Regions from separate parts of the Homo sapiens genome. Here region 2 is linked to region 1. The links are chromatin loops, found by intact Hi-C in ENCODE. Cell type or tissue: HCT116. All regions are shown on one strand. Links, peaks and the distances in the headings refer to the core of each region. The heading gives the core; the rest is flanking DNA. Region 1 overlaps LOC105376179 (a long non-coding RNA gene). Region 2 holds the start of LOC105376180 (a long non-coding RNA gene).

The links. A loop is a pair of places that touch in the nucleus more often than their neighbours do. Peaks named below come from ENCODE experiments on the same cell type or tissue, not always from the same donor. Only the 100,000 strongest peaks of a DNase experiment are listed, where the experiment ranks them.
Region 2: it touches region 1 in a loop (6-fold over the local background); 2 of 110 quality-filtered maps call a loop at or near these places.

Annotation. Positions count from the first base shown.
Region 1 is chr9:100,838,348-100,847,980 of GRCh38, reverse strand. All of the region lies in intron 3 of LOC105376179 (a long non-coding RNA gene), which reads right to left. Among named protein-coding and RNA genes, the nearest start is that of PLPPR1, 190 kb to the left of the region's middle. In HCT116, for the core only: no CTCF peak of the experiment used is centred there; no DNase peak of the experiment used is centred there; H3K27me3 peaks cover 914 bases.
Region 2 is chr9:100,888,158-100,897,790 of GRCh38, reverse strand. It overlaps LOC105376180 (a long non-coding RNA gene), which reads right to left and starts at 6,187. Exons shown (of 3, transcript XR_930180.2): 1 at 6,017-6,187; 2 at 3,407-3,435. In HCT116, for the core only: no CTCF peak of the experiment used is centred there; no DNase peak of the experiment used is centred there.

The DNA of each region.
Region 1 (9,633 bases), core at 1,158-9,157:
GGAGAGTAAAACATATCAACATTTTCAGAGAGCAAACCATTGCAGCAGTATAGGTAAGAAATGATGAAGACCTAACCTACTGTTGCCTAAATGTTTTGATCATGCACTCATATCATTAAAATAATCTTGAGCAATATGCTCTTATTTTATGCACATTTATATATGTATAAAATATAAATGTGTATTATTGTATTAATAAAACTAACAAAAAATAAATAAATGAAACAAAATAAAATAGATAGAAACAGAAATCCAGTATTTTATTTTACATCCCAAAAGATTGTCTTATACACATCCCCGAATGCACATGCCACACTCTGAAGACCACTGGCCTGAACCAAGAAAGTGGTGCTGAAAATAGAGGAATGTTAATAAATTGGAGAGACAAAGAAGATATACAAGCAAAAATATTTGAATGATTGAAGATAGAGGGAGAAGAAGTGAAATAACAAACACCAGAAACACCTGGGTTTTCAAGGTTTGGGTAGCTGGTGCTATATATTGAGTTATGGTGCACTGGAGAAAAAGTTAGGTTTGGCTGGAAAAAAATAGAGCACCTTTTTGCACATATTGAATTGAGATAGCAAAGCACAGCAAACACTAGTTTAAGCAGATATAATGATTAATATTGAGTGTCAACTTGATTGGATTAAAGGATGCAAAGTATTGTTCCTGGGTGTGTCTCTGAGGACGCTGTCAAAGGAGATGACCTTTTGAGTCAGTGGGCTGGGAAAGGCAGACCCACCCTTAATCTGGGTGGGCACCATCCCCTCAGCTGCCAGTGCAGCTAGAAAAAGCAGGCAGAAGAAGGTGGAATGAGCAGAGGTGCCAAGTCTTCTGGCCTTCATCTTTCTCCCATGCTGAATGCTTCCTGCCTTCAAATATCAGGCTCCATGTTCTTCGGCTTTTGGACTCTTGGACTTACACCAGTGGTTTGCCAGAGGCTCTCGGGCCCTCAGCCCGAGACTGAAGGCTGCACTGTCAGCTTCTCTACTTTTGAGGTTTTGGGACTTGGACTGATCCACTACTGGCTTCCTTGCTCCTCAACTTGCAGACGGCCTATCGTGGGACTTCACCTTGTGATCGCGTGTGTCAATTCCCCTTAATAAACTCCCTTTCATATATACATGTATCCTATTAGTTCTGTCCCTCTGGAGAACCCTGACTAATACAGCAGGTATGGAGAGAGTTTATTGGGGACTGACTTATGGAGAGACAGAAAAGTCACCTCACCTTTCTGGCTGAACTCACGAGTCACAGAATTTTTTTAGTTATGATGAAAACTGGGAATTCTCTTCCTGCCATATACACAAGGATCTCCTTTCTATTTGTGGCTGCATAGTTAGGGAACTCTATGAGACAGAAAACATCAGACTTTCCTTCATGAAGGTATCAATTTCCCTTAAGAATCTTGGCCTTCCATAAGAATGATACAGTGGAATTTGGGGACTCTGGGGAAAGGATGGAAGAGGGAGAGGGATAAAAGACTGCATTGAGTACAGTGTACACTGTTCGGGTGATGGGGGCACCAAAATCTTAGAAATCACTACTAAAGAACTCATCATGTAACCAAACACCATCTGTTCCCCAAAAACCTATTGAAACTTAAAAAAAAAATTTAAAAAAAGATTCTTGGCCTTCAGGTCTGGTATTCTATTAATCCACTACATCAGGGTTTAGTAATGGGTACCATTAGTTAAAATACCTGAAATGTAATATGTTCCTTAAATGAAGATAGGCTTTCTGTGACCTCTAAACTCCTGTACTTCAAGGCAACTCATTTAGAAGCTAGAACATCTATTCTAATATAAAATTGGGAAGCTCTAACAACATAAAAATATCTACTATGTACTTGAATGCATCTAATGTCATACAGAGAGCTAATGGAGAAGTCATCTGAAAGCTCCCAATGTCAGTCACTGAGGCCCACTGTGGACGCCAATTATTTTGTGGAGAAGACAGAAAAAGTGTAAAGAAAGGACCAAAGCCATGTATATACTTTTACCCTTACCTTTAAGATGTTTAACTGATCTCTTCCTAATTCTCAAATGAGTAAAGTAGTGACTAAAGATTAATGTCAGATGTATTACCATGTTTTTTGGTTTTGTTTTTGTTTTTACTTGTTTGTTTTTGTTTTTTGAGATATAGTCTCGTTCTGTCACCCAGGCTGGAGTGCAGTGGCACGATTTCGGCTCACTGCAAACTCTGCCTCCCAGGTTCAAGCGATTCTGATGCCTCAGCCTCCCAAGTAGCTGGGATTACAGGCGCACACCACCACACCTAGCTAATTTTTGTATTTTTAGTAGAGGCAGTGTTTCACTATGCTGGCCAGGCTGCTCTCAAACTCCTGACTTCCAGTAATCCGCCTGCCTCAGCTTCCCAAAGTGCTGGGATTACAGGCATGAGCCACCCCACCCAGCTCTCTTACCATGTTTTTATCTTATGTTAAAAAGGCATCAAGATTTATCATTGTTAGAAGAGAAGTTGTTATTTCATTGGAGGAGGTTGATTTTCTGGTGCAGATACATTCTCACTTGAAGCTCACAATAGCCATATTCAGGCAACTGTGGAAACACTACCTGAAAAGCAGAGAGTACCGCTGATCCTCACCATTACACCATGGCGTCTCACTGGCTTACCCAGCAATGCTGAGTGAGTATTGCTCTCATATACGTTTTAAGGATGGCAAGAATAAAAAAAATAAAAAATAAAAGAAACACTGCTATTGCAAAATTTAAGAGTTCAAAGAGGCAGTGGTTTTCACTAAGTCACCTAGACCATGAGTACAGGAAGTAAAAATAAACGTAGATTTCCTACCACCCAGTCCAGAACTTTTGCACTATAGCACATATGCAACCATACTCACATGTGCACATGCACACAGAATAACAAGAGCTCAGCTTTACAACTGCCAGGCAAGAAATGCACCACGTTACACTGAAGAAGCCGTGAAAGCAGAAAAATCAATCTACCATTTTAATGAAAAAATGTGAGAAACTGAGATGAGGTATGGTGCAATCACTTTGGGCAGATTTGGCTGTTTGGCTATTAATCATTTCTCTACTGTGCAGTCAGCACAACTAAGTCTATTCAGCGTATTGTTGGGGCCACTGTAGAGACGCTGTAACCAAGTCAGATGAGATTATTAAACCATCATTGTATCCTAAGGACCAAGAACTGTGCAAAAAATTGCAGTTTTCAAGTGAAAAAGATTAACTCTAGGAAAAAAACAATCATTTTCCCCAGGACTGGAATATTGAAATTTCCTCACATGACAACTTACATTCTAGCAATTACAAATCTTGGATTTAAGATAAAATTTTATACCAAATCTAAAATCAATCTTCTATCACTTTCTGTTTAAAGAAAGTACAAATAAGATAATACCTTATAACCTCTCATTATAAGCTATTATCAGGTTAATACTTTATAATGAGAGTCTTAAATTTGCTTATAGATCTAATTATTTTTCTTTATCTTTGCCTTCTGCTCCCAAACTAATTTAGAGACCTCAGTGACTGCCTCAGAGGCCATCACACTATCCTTCCTAGTGTTTGATACTTACAGAATCATTCTGCTGACTACTGAGTTACCTAGAGAATACGGAGTATTTTCTAACAAGCCTTTTAAATCCACCCATCTGAGCCTATGGTATTAGTCAGAGTTCTCTAGAGGGATAGAACTAATAGGATAGATATATACATATATAAAGGGGATTTTATTAAGTATTAACTCACATGATCAAAAGGTCCCACAACAGGTCGTCTGCAAGCTGAGGAGCAAGGAGAGCCAGTCCGAGTTCCAAAACTGAAGAACTTGGAGTCCAATGTTTGGGGAACAGGAAGCATCCAGCACAGGAGAAAGATGTAGCCTGGGAGGCTAGGCCAGTCTCATATTTTCACATGTTTCTGCATGCTTTATATTCTAGCCTCTCTGGCAGCTGATTAGATGATGCCCACCCAGATTAAAGATGTGTCTGCCTTTCCCAGCCCACGGAGGGTGTTACCCAAATGTTAATCTCCTTTGGCAACACCCTCACAGACACACCCAGGATTAATACTTTGCATCCTTCAATCCAATCAAGTTCACACTCAGTATTAACCGTCACATTTATTGAATACCTAAAATACACAAGATCTTGAAGCAAAAGCCTAAGTATTGGAAGTCAACAGTCAATAGAAGCAATAGTGCCTTCAAGGACCCATCTCCACTAACCCCCTCTACAAGTCTCAGAGCTCCACACTCTCTATATCCAAGAATCCTTCATGGGAACAGATGTCACTGGTGGTGCATCCAATGTTGCTGCCCCTTCTTGAACAAAGGTTGGTTGGCATTGGTTCACCAACTTCAAGAGCTGGTCCAAGGTAAATGTGTCAAGTCTCAGCAGCAACCCAGCAAGCATAAATAAGATCCCTTTTCTCAACACCATATTCCCTCCTAAGAGAGAGTCAACTAAAGCAGGGGCTTTCTTCATATTAATTCAACTATTTTCTATTGCTTAGTGAAGGCAAAATCCAGAACACAAAAACAAAAAGATGCATTTGCTGAGGAATAGAATATTTTCTCTACTTTCTTTACCTAAACCTTAATCTCATTGCAATCCTAAACATCTTTAGCTTTTTATGACCTCTTCCCTTTATACTCTGTCCCAAGGCTGGGATAATTATAACAATATCCTTTTAAAAATATCTTTGTGTAATACAGATTTGCTACCCCAATATTGCAGCAGCCATGGCTTGGGCTTTAGTGGCCTCTGTATATGTGCACGCTGTGTTACACCACCCTGAGCTCAGCCTTCCTGTCCCCTCTGTTAATGCCATGAGCTCTCCACCCTCTAAAAAGGCAGCTGTTTGCTTTTGTATATAAGGTATTAACCTGATAATACCTTATCTCATTTGTTACTTACCTTCTCAACTGCAGCAGCAAAATCACATCATGATTCACTAAGGGTCTACGTGACCTCACATTTGGCAATATTGTCCCAGGATAAAAACCTCACTGACCACAATTTGGGTCCTCTAAATGCCCATCCTTAACACACTGGCCACAAAATCTGAGACTTCACTTGTTCTAGGTTCTTCTGGTTTGGATGTCCAACCTGTCTCACTGTCAAATCCACTGACCAGTCTATCCACAGGACCAATACTGGCCTCAGACTAACTGTTAAATATTTGTGACCTCAAAAACTCCTAAAATATGATATGAATGTGTCTCCCTGTCAGATTCTTCTAAGTGTGGTAGGCAGAATTCAAATCTGTATGCATGCAGTTCAAGGCTATTTTATCCCAGTCCTATTGTTTGGGGTACAGAAGAATCTCTTTGGGATAAAGGGCCCAAATAATCTGTAGAAAGATCATTCTCTAGAAAACTACACTTCATTCCATAGATTTATCTTGTTTCTACATTTCAGCTTATCCTTTTACCATATTTAGTACATAGAGGAAAGTTTTGACTTCATATTTAGAGCAAGTGGGTGGGGCTCCAAAAGAAAATTTTCAGAAAATCAAATCTTCTAATTTTTCCTATCAGCTCTTTCCAGGAAAACAATTACATCTGCATAGGCCAAATGCTGAGTTTGTACACAAAATGGTCATCAATTTTGTACAGATTAATAAAAGTATATTCATTCAAATCCCATTAATTTGAGATTTCTCCTGAAGTCAGATGATTTCCCTGTATTACGTGAGGAAAAAAATGCCATCCCAAGCATATTAAGACAAAGTGACAGGGGGACTACATATGATATCAATCTTCAATCTCTTCTAAGTACATTTTTAAAGCACTCCTAGAAGTATCAGTGTACACATATCACAACATTCTTCATTCATTGTTGAGTCCAATTATTGTTGAATATTTTGTTTTTACCAAATAGCTGCCCTCGAAGAATTTACAATCTAGTAGCCACAAACTACAAATTTCCTTAGTTATAAATCATCCTGGTTATTGGATTTTTTAATTATATAATACTGCACACGGACAAAAGAAAGTCTATGTACATACATTATAAAGCATAACAATGAAAAATAAATATCCTATGATTCTACAACCTAGCCTAAGAACTAGAATATTCCCAGCATCCTTGTACTCACCTCAATGCCCCTTTCTTATTCTCTCATCTGCTTCTTTCCCCATCCCAACCAGAACTAACCACTATCCTGAAATTTTGTGTTTATCATTCCTCTACTTTTCTTATAGTGTTATTCCATATGTATGTATTCCTAAACACTAAATTAAGCTTTGCTTTTTTCAAACTTTTTTTAAAAATGACATTGTACTGTATGAAAACCAGATTTTGTAATCTGCTTTCTTCATTCAGTATTTTTAAGATTTATTCATGCTATAACTGTATAGCTGTGATTTGTTCATCTTCACTACTGTATATTATTCCATTTTATTTATCTAGTCTCATGATAATGGACATTTGGGCTGTGACCAGTATTTTTCCATTACAAAAAACACTGCTAGGAACATTTTTGCACATTTGTGGTGTTTATAAACAAGCGTATCTCTAGAATATACCTAGAAAGAGAAATTCTGGGACCTGGAGCATATTCAAGTTTGCAAGTACTAAAGTATTTCCAAAATGGCTGTATCAATTTATAGTTCCCTCAGCAAGGTATAGTTTTCCATTGATCTATACTCACTTCAACAGTTAATATTGGTAGATTTATCTTTTAAATTTTGTGAATTTAGTGAATGTGAACGTTATATCATTGCAATTTTAATTTACATTTCAATGATTATCAATAAAATTGAGCACATTATCATATATTTACTAGCCATTTGAATTTATTTTGTGAAATGCTTGTCGAAGTCTCAGAAATTTTTATATCAGATTGCCTGTCTTTCTCTTACTGATTCGTTGGTGTAATTTATATATTAAAGATACTGGTCCTTGGTCAGTTACATGTGCTGCAAATTACTTTTCTTAGTTTATGACTTGTCTTTTCATCCTACTTATGGTGTTTTGTAGTGAATAAAAAACCTTTATTTTAATTTAATTGAATTTATCAGTCTCTTCTTTTATGATCAATTTTTTATGTCTTAAGAAATCATATCCACCTCTGAGACCATACAGGTAAAAAATCACTGTTCTTATAAATTAATTACTTGTCCTTACAAATAGTATAACTTTATTTCTTTTAAACTATTCTATAACTTTGACCAGTGTTTATTTGCCAAAGTGTATTTCTAGGACCACCTGCATCAGAATCACCTAAGTATTTTTAAAATGCTAATTCTCAGGCCCCATTTTTTTTTTCCAGCAGATATTTAAGTAGCTTTTAAATGCTTGGTTCTAAACTTGAGAACACAAAAGTAAATAAAATAGACAAAACACCTCAAGATTATGTGACATGGAAACAACAGGTGCTGGAAAGGCTGTGGAGAAATAGGAACAATTTTACACTGTTGGTGGGACTGTAAACTAGTTCAACCATTGGGGAAGTCAATGTGGCGATTCCTCAGGGATCTAGAACTAGAAATACCATTTGACCCAGCCATCCCATTACTGGGTATATACCCAAAGGATTATAAAACATGCTGCTATAAAGACACATGCACACGTATGTTTATTGCAGCACTATTCACAATACCGAAGACTTGGAACCAACCCAAATATCCAACAATGATAGACTGGATTAAGAAAATGTGGCACATATACACCATGGAATACTATGCAGCCATAAAAAATGATGAGTTCATGTCCTTTGTAGGGACATGGATGAAGCTGGAAACCGTCATTCTCAGCAAATTATCGCAAGGACAAAAAACCAAACACGGCATGTTCTCACTCATAGGTGGGAATTGAACAATGAGAACACATGGACACAGGAAGGGGAACGTCACACACTGGGGCCTGTTGTGGGGTGGGGGGAGGGGGGAGGGATAGCATTAGGAGACATACCTAATGTTAAATGACGAGTTAATGGGTGCAGCACACCAACATGGCACATGTATATATATGTAACAAACCTGCACTTTGTGCACATGTACCCTAAAACTTAAAGTATAATTTAAAAAAGAGATTATGTGACTTACATGTATGGGCAGAAAGAAACAACAAATAAATACAATTCAGTCTGGGCATGGTAGCTCATACCTGTAATACCAGCATTTTGGGAGGCCGAGGCGGGCAGATTACTGGAGGCCAAGAAACCCCTTCTCTACTAAAAATACAAAAATTAGTGAAGCGTGGTGGCACATGCCTGTAGTGCCAGCTACTCAGGAGGCTGAGGAAGGAAAATTGCTTGAACCGGGAGGTGCAGGTTGCAGTGAGCCGAGATTGCACCATGGCAATCCAGCCTGGGCAGTAGAGAGAGATTCTGCCTAAATAAAATAAAATAAAATTCGTAGTATGCCATCTTCCCATTTGTCTTCCTCTCTTTATTTCTCTACTCTGGGACTCTCAATTTTTCTGACTCAGGTCTTTTACACTGACTGTAACACCATGGCAAGGATGTCTTCACAGACGTTGCCAGAAAAATTGCAACTATGACATATGTTTTAGCCTTGAGGATTTCATTTTAGGGAGAGCTGTTAGCATAGGGCAATGAACAACGTACTAGTAAACTCTTGTAAACTCTCGCCTCTTCTAACGTATAGAGCAAGTAACCTCAATAAATATTTCTATCAACTTAGTAGAAGACCATCATCTTGATTGATGTTTAAATAGCTGATCAGATTAATATATACACTAAGTATTAATGCAGCTACTCCAAAATCTGAGGCCCTTGCTTTCTTCAAGAAATAAACATTTTTTCTCATTTGACAAGATCAGTGCTGATTTAAAGGCAAATTGAGACCTTATGGTTTAAACTTACAATAGAAATATTCAAAATTGATAATTATGGAAACTGCACTTTAGGAAAACTCAAAGATTGAACCAAGACAGAAAAAAGATCCCATATCTAATATTGCTTACTGTGCAGATTATTCATTTGCAATTTAGCTCCAAAATCCCTTTACGTTCTCACTTGTGTCTCAAGGGATGACAGCCTGGGAACTACATTTCCCAGAATCCTTACAGCAGAGTTCTGGTTAGAGAATGGCAATGAGAAGCTTCTAATCTTGTGCATGATTAGAAGGTAAGACAGAAGGAACTGCTACGTCATTGTTCCCCCAGCAGCAGTGGATGGACATATGCAGGATTTGAAAGGACTTCTACATGAACTTCCTAACTTGGTGCTGCAGGAACTCTGTGAGGTTCCTGCAACTTTCTGATTTCCTGAAAGTGAACCTGAGAGCTAGTGATGGCCTTCCTTGAACTTGTATACCCCTATCTTTTCCAAAGGTTTAGAAAACACCCAATTACCTATATTAATTGCTTGAAATACCTACAGTGATTTCTGTTTTCTACACTAAACCTTGGATAATACACCATATCATTCCACTTCATTTTCTTTCTTTCTTGATTTCTAAATTCCCAAATCAGAATTAATTTGATTGATAAGCTTCAAAACACAGATGACTCCTTCCCCCATTCCCAAATTGGAGATCTGAAACCTCAGAAAATCTAAACTTTAAGTGAAATGATGATTGGGAGCCCAATAGATCCTTTAAAATACAGAAGAAGAAAAAACATAAGAATTTATATTTTATTTCATTCTTACAGTGACCATGAAATTTTCACGA
Region 2 (9,633 bases), core at 1,167-9,166, 50 kb before region 1:
TTCAGTCAATAGATCTGAATTTAAGTCTGAGCTCCTTCATTATGTAGGTTTGAACAAATGATTTAAATTATATGAACTGCCTCTTCCTTGGATGTAAAATGGGACTTTCTTATGGGGTTTCTAGTCTGCTAGACGAGAGATTTATACAAAGCATAAAATAGGCCATTGTTTGCCTAAGAGTTACAAGGGTATTGATATCAGCACCCCCAGTGGTGCACACACCTGTACATGATCCTGTACATGATGCTGATTTGAAGTATGTATCACTCTTGAGTGCCCAAATCCTCTGATTTCCTTCAGAGTCAGAAAAATGAAAATTTGCCTTCTGAAATAAAGACACTGTATAGATAAGCTGTGTTTGTATGCATGCACCTTAATCTTTACAGTGAAAAAGAAGAGTGACCCTTTGTCTCCTGTGTTCTCTTTTACAGTTAATGTCAAATACAACAAGATAAAAGGTGTAAACCCCGCCTCAGACTCAGTCATCTTTCTGGGATCTATTTCTCTAGGTTTGCCTCTTTTTTCCTATGGGCTTCACTTTTGTGTCTCTCTCTCCTTCCTGCTCTGATGCTGCTGTTTCTGAGATGAGATTAGCAAACTTAACCCCCTGGCATAGATTCCTAGCTTTCACTTAGCAACTAGATTCTGGTTCCTTCTCATTCTCAATTCATTCTTAACTCATTCAAAAACTGTTGCAGAAAATTCATGATAAGATGTGCTAGAATAATAAATGTCTTACCCCTTTTCCCTGATCCCATTGAAACTACCAATGAACATAAAAATTAAGCTGCAAAAATATTTTGAATATTTGAAATTGCAGGGATGTAACAATATCTGGAGGATGTTTCTTTAAATTAATGTATTTCCACATAGGAAATAAAAGCTTAAACAAAACATAAAATAATAAAATGCCATGATATTATGAGTTTTTTTACTTTGTTTTACTCTTATTTGCTTCAAAATGTTAAATAATGAGCCTGAATCACTCTGTAAATAGAAACAAGATAAACGCTATTTTTAAAGAAAACAAAAGAAGAAAAAACAAAAACATAACATTGACTACATTTTACAACTTAATAGACACTGTAGTTCATTTTGTCTACTTTGGATCATAAATAGCAATACTAAGTACTTTGAAACATGCTCCAAGGCTAGTAAATAAGATGTGGCATATAATTCCCACAGGAAAAAGACAATGTGCATTTTAATGGTCTTCTGGTTAGGCAAAATGTAGATATTTGAAATATCTTCTAATGAGTTTGGTACTAAAATTTGAAGTATGCTGATAACATACCACAAAATATTTCAACAGCACAGCTACTAAGCTGATTTTAATTTTCCATTTAATCATAATCATAAAGAATATACAGGTTAAATTTAGATTTATTTTAATGATCTTCAGCATTATTATTCTATTTCTTGAAGCATTCTTCATCAGCACTCTGACAAAGGGAATTTAACATCTTTATTTACTTTTACAGCTTTCTCTTTTGCAAGGGACATTATGATCCAATAGTCTGCATGTAAGAAATTCACCTAATTATGGTGTTCCAATCTTAAGACATGTCATAAAAGTAGCTTAGATTGATAGCAACGTGGAAGGGGTAGGGAAGAAGAAGGCATAGGCAGATAATTAGAAAACTCTATTGAAGAGCTTGAGAAATGATTAAAGTATCAATGTTGAATCTTTAAAACACTTCCAGTACAGTCTGTGACCGCTTCGCAATGATTTATGAATTTATGTTGCCTTAGATTTTCTTCATATTCACATCTTCCCTCTGTTCTATGTCATTTCTTAAAATATAATTTTTTAGAGACTTCTTTCAATTATATTTTTAATTAGGCTCAGAAATACTATCTAATCCTCTCCAAATTTCTTTCTTTCATCCTTCTTTCCTTTTTTTCCCTTCCTGCAAGTTGAGCGCACTATGTTCCTAGAAACTGCTAAAAGCCAGTTGTGCAAGTGACATAAGATACAGACTTTGCCCCTCAAAGAGCTCATAGTTGAAAATCAAGTCAAACTTGGAAATAAAGAACTGTGAGTTCCATAAGAACAGTTTTCACAATGCCTTTAATAGCACAGAGAAGGTGAAAAACTCATGTATGATACAGTTAACAGGGAAGAGCCCAGGTAGGGAGATTAGTTAAGATCTTATTGCAGTTTTCCTCCAAAGAGAGAATGATGTCTTCAAATATGTTTTATTAAAGAGAAAAGGTCAAAAGGAAATAATTCTGATCGAATAGGAAGCCGAGGGCAGGAACTAGTAGGGCCAGGCTGCTGCTCTCAAGTATGATACAAGCTAGGGATGGAGAAACACAAACACATTGTGGTAAAGATTATAACTGAGTTAATTTTTGAGTTTAAAAGGGAATTATAAAGGCCAGAACCCAGGAGTAACAACTATTTTTTCTATTGATAATGGCTAACATTTATTATGTCAGGTTTTAGGCTAAGTTCTTGACCTGTATTATCTAAGCTAATGTTTACAGCAACCCTAAGAATTAAGTAGATTATTTTCTCAATTTTATAGATGAGAAAAATGAGATGTAGAGAAGTTAAGCAACAAAATACACAGTAGTAAAATCAAGATTTACCTACAGTCTGACTATTCTGGGCTCTTAACCATACTTCTAAGGGTTCTACTTGACTGCATGTTTGATTTGCCTGGGAACCTTAAAAAATGTATTGATACCCAGGCCCTACTTCAGACCAAATAAATCAGAATCTCTGGGTGTAGGACTCAGAATTGGTATTTCTCTTTTTTAAGTTACCTAGTGATCCCATGTTCAACCATATTTGAGAACCACTCTATTATTCTCTTCTTAAAGAAAAGCTAAGATGATATTGAGTTGACATTTGAGGGATTAATAAAAGTTTAGCTTATGGAGAAGCAGAAAAGGGCACTCCAGTTGAAAGAGAAGCATGAGCAAAGGCATGACATATTAGGACAAAGGGTATGCATCATATCCAAACCAAGAGCTTTGTGGGATGGAGAAGGCAAGAGAAGCTAATTGAAACTAGATTTTGAAAGGCCTTGAATTCCTCAATAAGAGCCTCTTATTTTATTCATCATGCAACAGAGAGTTTTTAAGTGTTTTTAAATATGGGAGTGAAAGAGAATCTGATCTATATTTTAGGAAAAAAATGGCTCTTTGGGGTAACAGGTATAATAAAGTTTAGTAAATGGCTTAGGGCATACTGAAATAATTTGAAGAATTCACATTTACCAGTGATTTGTTCTGTTGCATCCTACTGGAAGTGGACATACTGTTTGATATTTATAATTTAACTCAAAGTTAATTCTCTACTCTTACACCACAGCTGTTATCCAAGAGTACATGAACTTGAGAGATTTAAAATCAATTTAATAATCATTTAGGTATAAATAGAACCAAAGTGACTCACTAGCCTCTGTTTGGTGTCAGGTTTTCATCCTACATGGAGTGAAGACAGAGAAAAAGGTGAGAGTAGGAATTAAAACTCACATTTTTAAATTAGACTCAAATATTTTTTGTTAATCAAGAAAACTCTCCTTGAACCATGAAAACAAATGACATTTCTAAAACTATGGCCTATCTCATAAATCATGTTTTCTTTACCAAACTGTTGCATGTTTTTAATCACCTTACCATTTAGGAACGGGATGTGGAAGACATGGGAATACCGCAATGAATTACAGTAGAAGACCTTCTCTCATCTTCTGTGTAATCTCTCTAAAAAGCTGGGCTTCCTGCTTCCTTTATGACTGGAGTCAGCTGAAGAGACCCCTCAAGAATGACACGTAGCATAGTGCTTAGCAGCTGTTTTCATGTGAGGCTCCATAAGAGAATTAACTATAATTCCAGCCTAAGGTACTCATTGTACAGAATAAATTAACTTCCCTTATATATCTAAAATGGTACTAGCTTGTACTGTCCTTGGGAAAGTTGAGAAAGTAGTCACTAAAATCATTTTCTGTAGGGTTTAATTCTCTGGTAGAACCCAAGTGCTAAATCAGATGTATGGAAAAAATCATGGGTTGTTCAAAGAAGAGGGAGCAAGAATATCAAAAATACTCTTATCTCAAAAATAAACCATCCCAGATCCATATAATTATGAGACTGGAATTTAGGGAAATACATATATCAAGACTATTTTACTTTTTAAAATTATTCTACATTTCCTGAATGTAGTGCTAAAAGAAAAACATTAGCCAAATTAAATTTAAAAGAGTTTAATTGAGCAAAGTACAATTCAGTCAGTCTCCCAAGCTCAGGGACTCCAGTGCAGCCATGTGGTGGAAGAAGATTTATGGATGGAAAAGGAAAGTGACATACAGAAAACAGAAATGATGTACAGAAACAGCTGGATTGGTTATAGCTCGGCTTTTCCTTATTTGAACACGGTTTGAACAGTTGGCCACCTTTGATCAGCCAAAACTCAGTGATTGACACAAGAGTAGACTACAGTTTGTATATAACTCCATTTAGGCTATAGTTTGCAAAGTACAGAGAAACCTTTAGGCCAAATTTAAAATATGTAAGGAGGCAGATTTAGGCTAAACTTGGTCTAACAATTCCCCCCTTTTGGTCATCTTCTCAATTTTGAGAGATTGGCCAAAACTTTAGTCATTGATGTCACAATCACCATCATAAATATACTTCTTTGGTGTTTAAACTCACTGGGAAATAGCAGACATGGGTTTTGTAAGGTGGGAACAAGGAATTTAGGTTACCTTTTTTGTGAGGGTTAGAGTAGAGGTACCTCCTTATATGCTAGAATGTCCTGTTTACAGGAGGAAAAAACAAAACCCGGTCTGTTCTAGAATCTATGTGTTTCTTTAAACTCTTAGTTTGATTAGTCATATTTAGCACAAGTGACTCCATTTTGGTTTGGTCTGGTCTGTTAGGGCCTACTGCATGAGCTTAGTCCAAAACAATGGCCTCTCATAATTTTGTTTAATAATTCCCCCCTTTTGGTCAGGTTCTCACTTAGGTGAGAGTATGACCAAAATTTAGGGCCTTAGCACCTCTCTCAGTTACCATCATTTTGGGTTTCTGGTCTTAGCACGTCATTTACAGATTATGGTGCCCTCATGGTCACACATTTCTTTCAGGTCTTGTCATTCCAGTTGAAGAGAGACCACTTGACATTCTACAGACGGCTGCATGCAAACATTTAAAACTTTTGAGAGAATACAGTGCACCAGGGAGACTACTATTATGACTATCAGGAGGATAATACCAAAAGTTTGGAGTATGCTCCTTAGCCAGGGCTCCATAAACCAAACCACCTAAAATCAAATACATTAAAAAATGAGCTAGATAGTCTACTCACTTTAACTAAGCAGTCTCTTCATTAATCTCCTACAACTGAATCTCTGTAATGTCTGATGTGATGTATTCCTCCATGGGCAACAAGTGCCAGCAGCTGCACAGATACTTCTCTGTTTAGTCAGTAAGTAATCTAGAGCAATTCTATTATTTAGCATAACTTTCACAAGAGAATTTAAAGTCTGTTGTGTAACCATAGCCTTTATAGTAGAATCTGCTATAGAGCCTATCATGAGGGATAAATTTCTAATCATTGCCTCATTTACTCCAAACCATGGCAAAAGAACCTAACAGTTGATGCCCTTCCAGAAGAGTAAAGACCTCCTGTCAATGTTCTCTTTAACCTATGATGTGGGTTAAGAGGAATGAACCAATGTTCTATTTCTGACTGATTATGAGGCAATGTAGGTACCATTAAAATTTCTCACCTACATTGAGCCTTCGTCTTTCATCTATCAAGGCATAAGTTTATCAAATGTATAAGTTTGGCTACAAAATCCTTCACAAGTAAAATTATACCCCATGAGTACACACAACAGACTCCCTGTACACTTCTATTGTTTATAGAGGCATAAGTAAGGGGAAAAAAGTGAAAGAGTCTCATGATAGCAGAGAAAGCTTGACCTGTGATTTGGGGGGGAAAAGCTATTTCCATTAAGGATGCTATCTTCTTCTGGGAAGAAATTTCCCTGGTTAGCTTTACCTTAAGGTTTCCAATGGGTATACATTCCAAGAGTGTGGAGGGATCCTTCTGAGTTGAGAGATTATGAACCCAAGATTCAAGGTCCTGAAGTTTTGCTGCAGTGTGGATGACAAGAGCATTCTTTCTCTGATGTTCTCAGATCTAATCTTTGGGTTCTGGATTGTAAAGGGATTGATTGTCCTCAGTCAGTCAGTGAACCATGAAAAGCTTTCTTTAGCTGGTGAAAATACACTGTGGCATAATGAACTACTGTTATAACATCAGCCCTCTTGCATGGGAAAGCTTTCATACAACCAGAAAACATGCATTGAAAATGACAATTGGATGAAATCTGTCTATAAATATTTAAAAGGTCCATCGGGTAGTGAAATGTACCTGAAGTTTTGATTGTCTTTTCAGGAATATGGGTTTGACAAAACCACATGTCGGTCATAAACTATTTTAGCAATTTAGAAGTCACCATACCAATATAATATTTAATTTGGATCATTTTATCTTTTTCATGATGAGTCATGATGCAGAACTTGTAATTTAAAAAAAAAAGCCAAAAGCCTTAAGGACTCAGGAAGGACACAGTGGCCATCCTGGTTCTCCATGCTTAACATTGGACTTATGTCCTCTTGAAGTTGTTTCTCCACTTTAGGTGCATAGCACTGACAACTGATGGGTTACCATAGGTAATTTCACTTAGACCATGGAGTTCATTCAAATTGTGTACCTAAACAATTTCAGTATTGGCTGATTTAGCATGAAAATCTGGCAAAGTATTTTCTTGGTATTCAATTAATTTTTGTTCTGTTTGAGTTAGCAGTTTTACAAACCAGTCTTTTTATTGAAGTTCTAGGAATTCTTATCTAGTCCAAATGATGTGATTCTAAAGCTATCAGAAACCTATATTCAAGAGTGCTTTTCAGGGCCCTTTGCACCCTTTCATGAACCTCTTTAAAGACACCATATTATAGGATTTTGCATGCTTGTGAAGTTTTCAGAAATTGCATCATAATACATACAAATGGCCAACAGACATATGGAAAAAAAGGTTCAACATCAGTAATCATTAGAGAAATGCAAATTAAATCACAATGAGATATCACCTCAGACATGTTAGAATGGCTGTCATCAAAAAGACAAAAGACCGTAAGTGTTGTCAAGGACGTGGAGAAAAGGGAACTCCTGCACACTGTTGGTGGAAACTTAAACTGGTACAGCCATTATGGAAAACAGTATGAAGTTCCTCAAAAAATTAAAAATAGAATTACCATATGATTTAGCAATCCCACTACTGGGTATATATCGAAGGGAAATGAAATCAGTTTGTCAAAGAAATGTCCACACTCTCTGCAGTGCTTGCAGCACTATTTTTTACTATGTTTACTGCAGCACTATTCACAATTGCTGCATTATGGAATCAACCTAAGTGTTCATCAAACAACAAATGGATAAAGAAAATGAGGTATATATACACAATGGAATGCTATTCAGCGATTAAAAAGAAGGAAATCCTATCATTTGCAACAACATGGATGAACCAGGAGGACATTATGTTAAATGAAATAAGCAGTCACAGAAAGACAAACACCAAGCTTCACTTAAATGTGGAATCTTAAAAAGTTGGACTTGTAGAAGCAGAGAGTTAATAGTGATGATCAGGGGCTGGGGTGGAGGGTGGTAGCGGACAGATGTTGTGCAGAGAATACAAACTTTCAACTAGTTAGGAAAAATAAGTTCAAGAGATATACAACATGGTAACTACAGTTAATAACGATGCATTGTATTCTCAGAAATCAGTAAGAGGCTAGGTGTGGTGGCTCATGCTTATAATCCCAATACTTTGGGTAGCTGAGGCAGGAAGATAGCTTAAGCTCAGGAATTCAAGACTAGCCTTGACAACATAGTAAGACCTTATCTCTACAAAAAATAAAAATAAAAATTAGCCAGGCATGGTGCCACATGCCTGTAGTCAGAGCTATTCAGGAGGCTGAGGCAGGAAGATCACTTGAGCTCATGAATTTGAGGTTAGAGTAAGTTATCATTGCACCACTACACTCCAGCCTGGGTGATGAAGTGAGACCCCCATCTCAAACAAACAAACAAAAAAATCAATAAGAGAGTAGGTTTTTAAGTGTTCTTAATAACAATAAAAAAAGATGAGTGTGTGAAGTAATGCATACACTAATTAGCTCAATTTATCCATTCCACAATGTATACATATTTCAAAACAACATGTTGTACACAATAAATACATATAATTTTTATTTATCAATTAAAAATAAAAGGAAAATCTATTTTGTTCTTTTGAGTGTATTAAAGGAGGAGGTTTCTTGATTTTTTTAAGCCATTATCCTCAGCAAACTAACACAGGAGCAGAAAACCAAACACTGCATGTTCTCACTTATAAGTAGGAGCTGAACAATGAGAACACATGGACATAGGAAGGGGAAAAGCACACACTGGGGCCTTTCTGGGTGGGGGGATGGAGGGAGGGAGAGCATCAGGATAAATAGCTAATGCATGCAGGACTTAATACTTAGGTGATGGGTTGATAGGTGCAGCAAACCACCATGAAACACGTTTACCTATGTAACAAACCTGCATGTCCTGCACATGTATTCCAGAACTTAAAATTAAATTAAATTTTAAAAATAATAATAATTGATTACAGAGCAGGTACAAATGTAAAGAATCTACAGAAGTCAAATTAAGATGTAAAAGGAATCTTGGTAGGAAACCAAGCAAAAAAGTAATTTTTTCTTAAGTTTTTTGTGAAGAACTATATCTCTTTTGATGGCCATACAGGGCACTGAGGAGACAGAAAAAGTCACAGGTCTTTAGGTAAAATAGGCAAATCCCTCCTCCACAAGGCCCCAAATAAAGCTGGAACATCTAAGATTTTCATCGTACATATAATGGTGGGGATGTGAAGTAAATCCATCTTGCAAAATAGCATTATTTGGAAACCAAATTGTCTTGGCCCTGGTGCTGGGTGGAGAAGAAAAATACCATACCTGAGAATTCATAGATAAAACTTACCACTCATGCTACCAGTATAGTCTGAAAAACCTCAGGCAGATAATTTGATATAAAATAGTTGGCTATGCTCCATGGAATAGTAAACACAAATTCTTTCTAAAAGAATGTAATGCAATCTAGGCTTCAGAAAATTCCCATAGATAAAGTTCCAAAGAACATGAGTTCACAGTCAAAAATCCCAAAACACACAAGAACCCAAAGAACAACCACTGAAAGCATCCAAAACAATAATAAGCAAAGTCGGACCAGCAAAGATTCTAGACAATGGTATTCTTAGACACAACACAAAATAGCTATATCTTACGTGTTTAAAGAAATGTTTAAAAATCTTTAAAATGTCAGCAGAAAACCAAGTGATTTAGGAATAGCCAAACAGATTGGGAAAAGAACCATATAATTCTTCCAGATACTAAAAGTATATTCTGTCTTGCACCTAGGATGCAAAAAGTCAGCAGAGAAAGTCACTCCTACCCTAACAATAAGAGCAAGTCTGATAGCCTATAAAAAACATCTAGTCTCCACAGAGAATTGAGGCTGCAAGGTAACCTACTGCACTAAAATCCAAAAAGATGGCAACACCCTCTGAG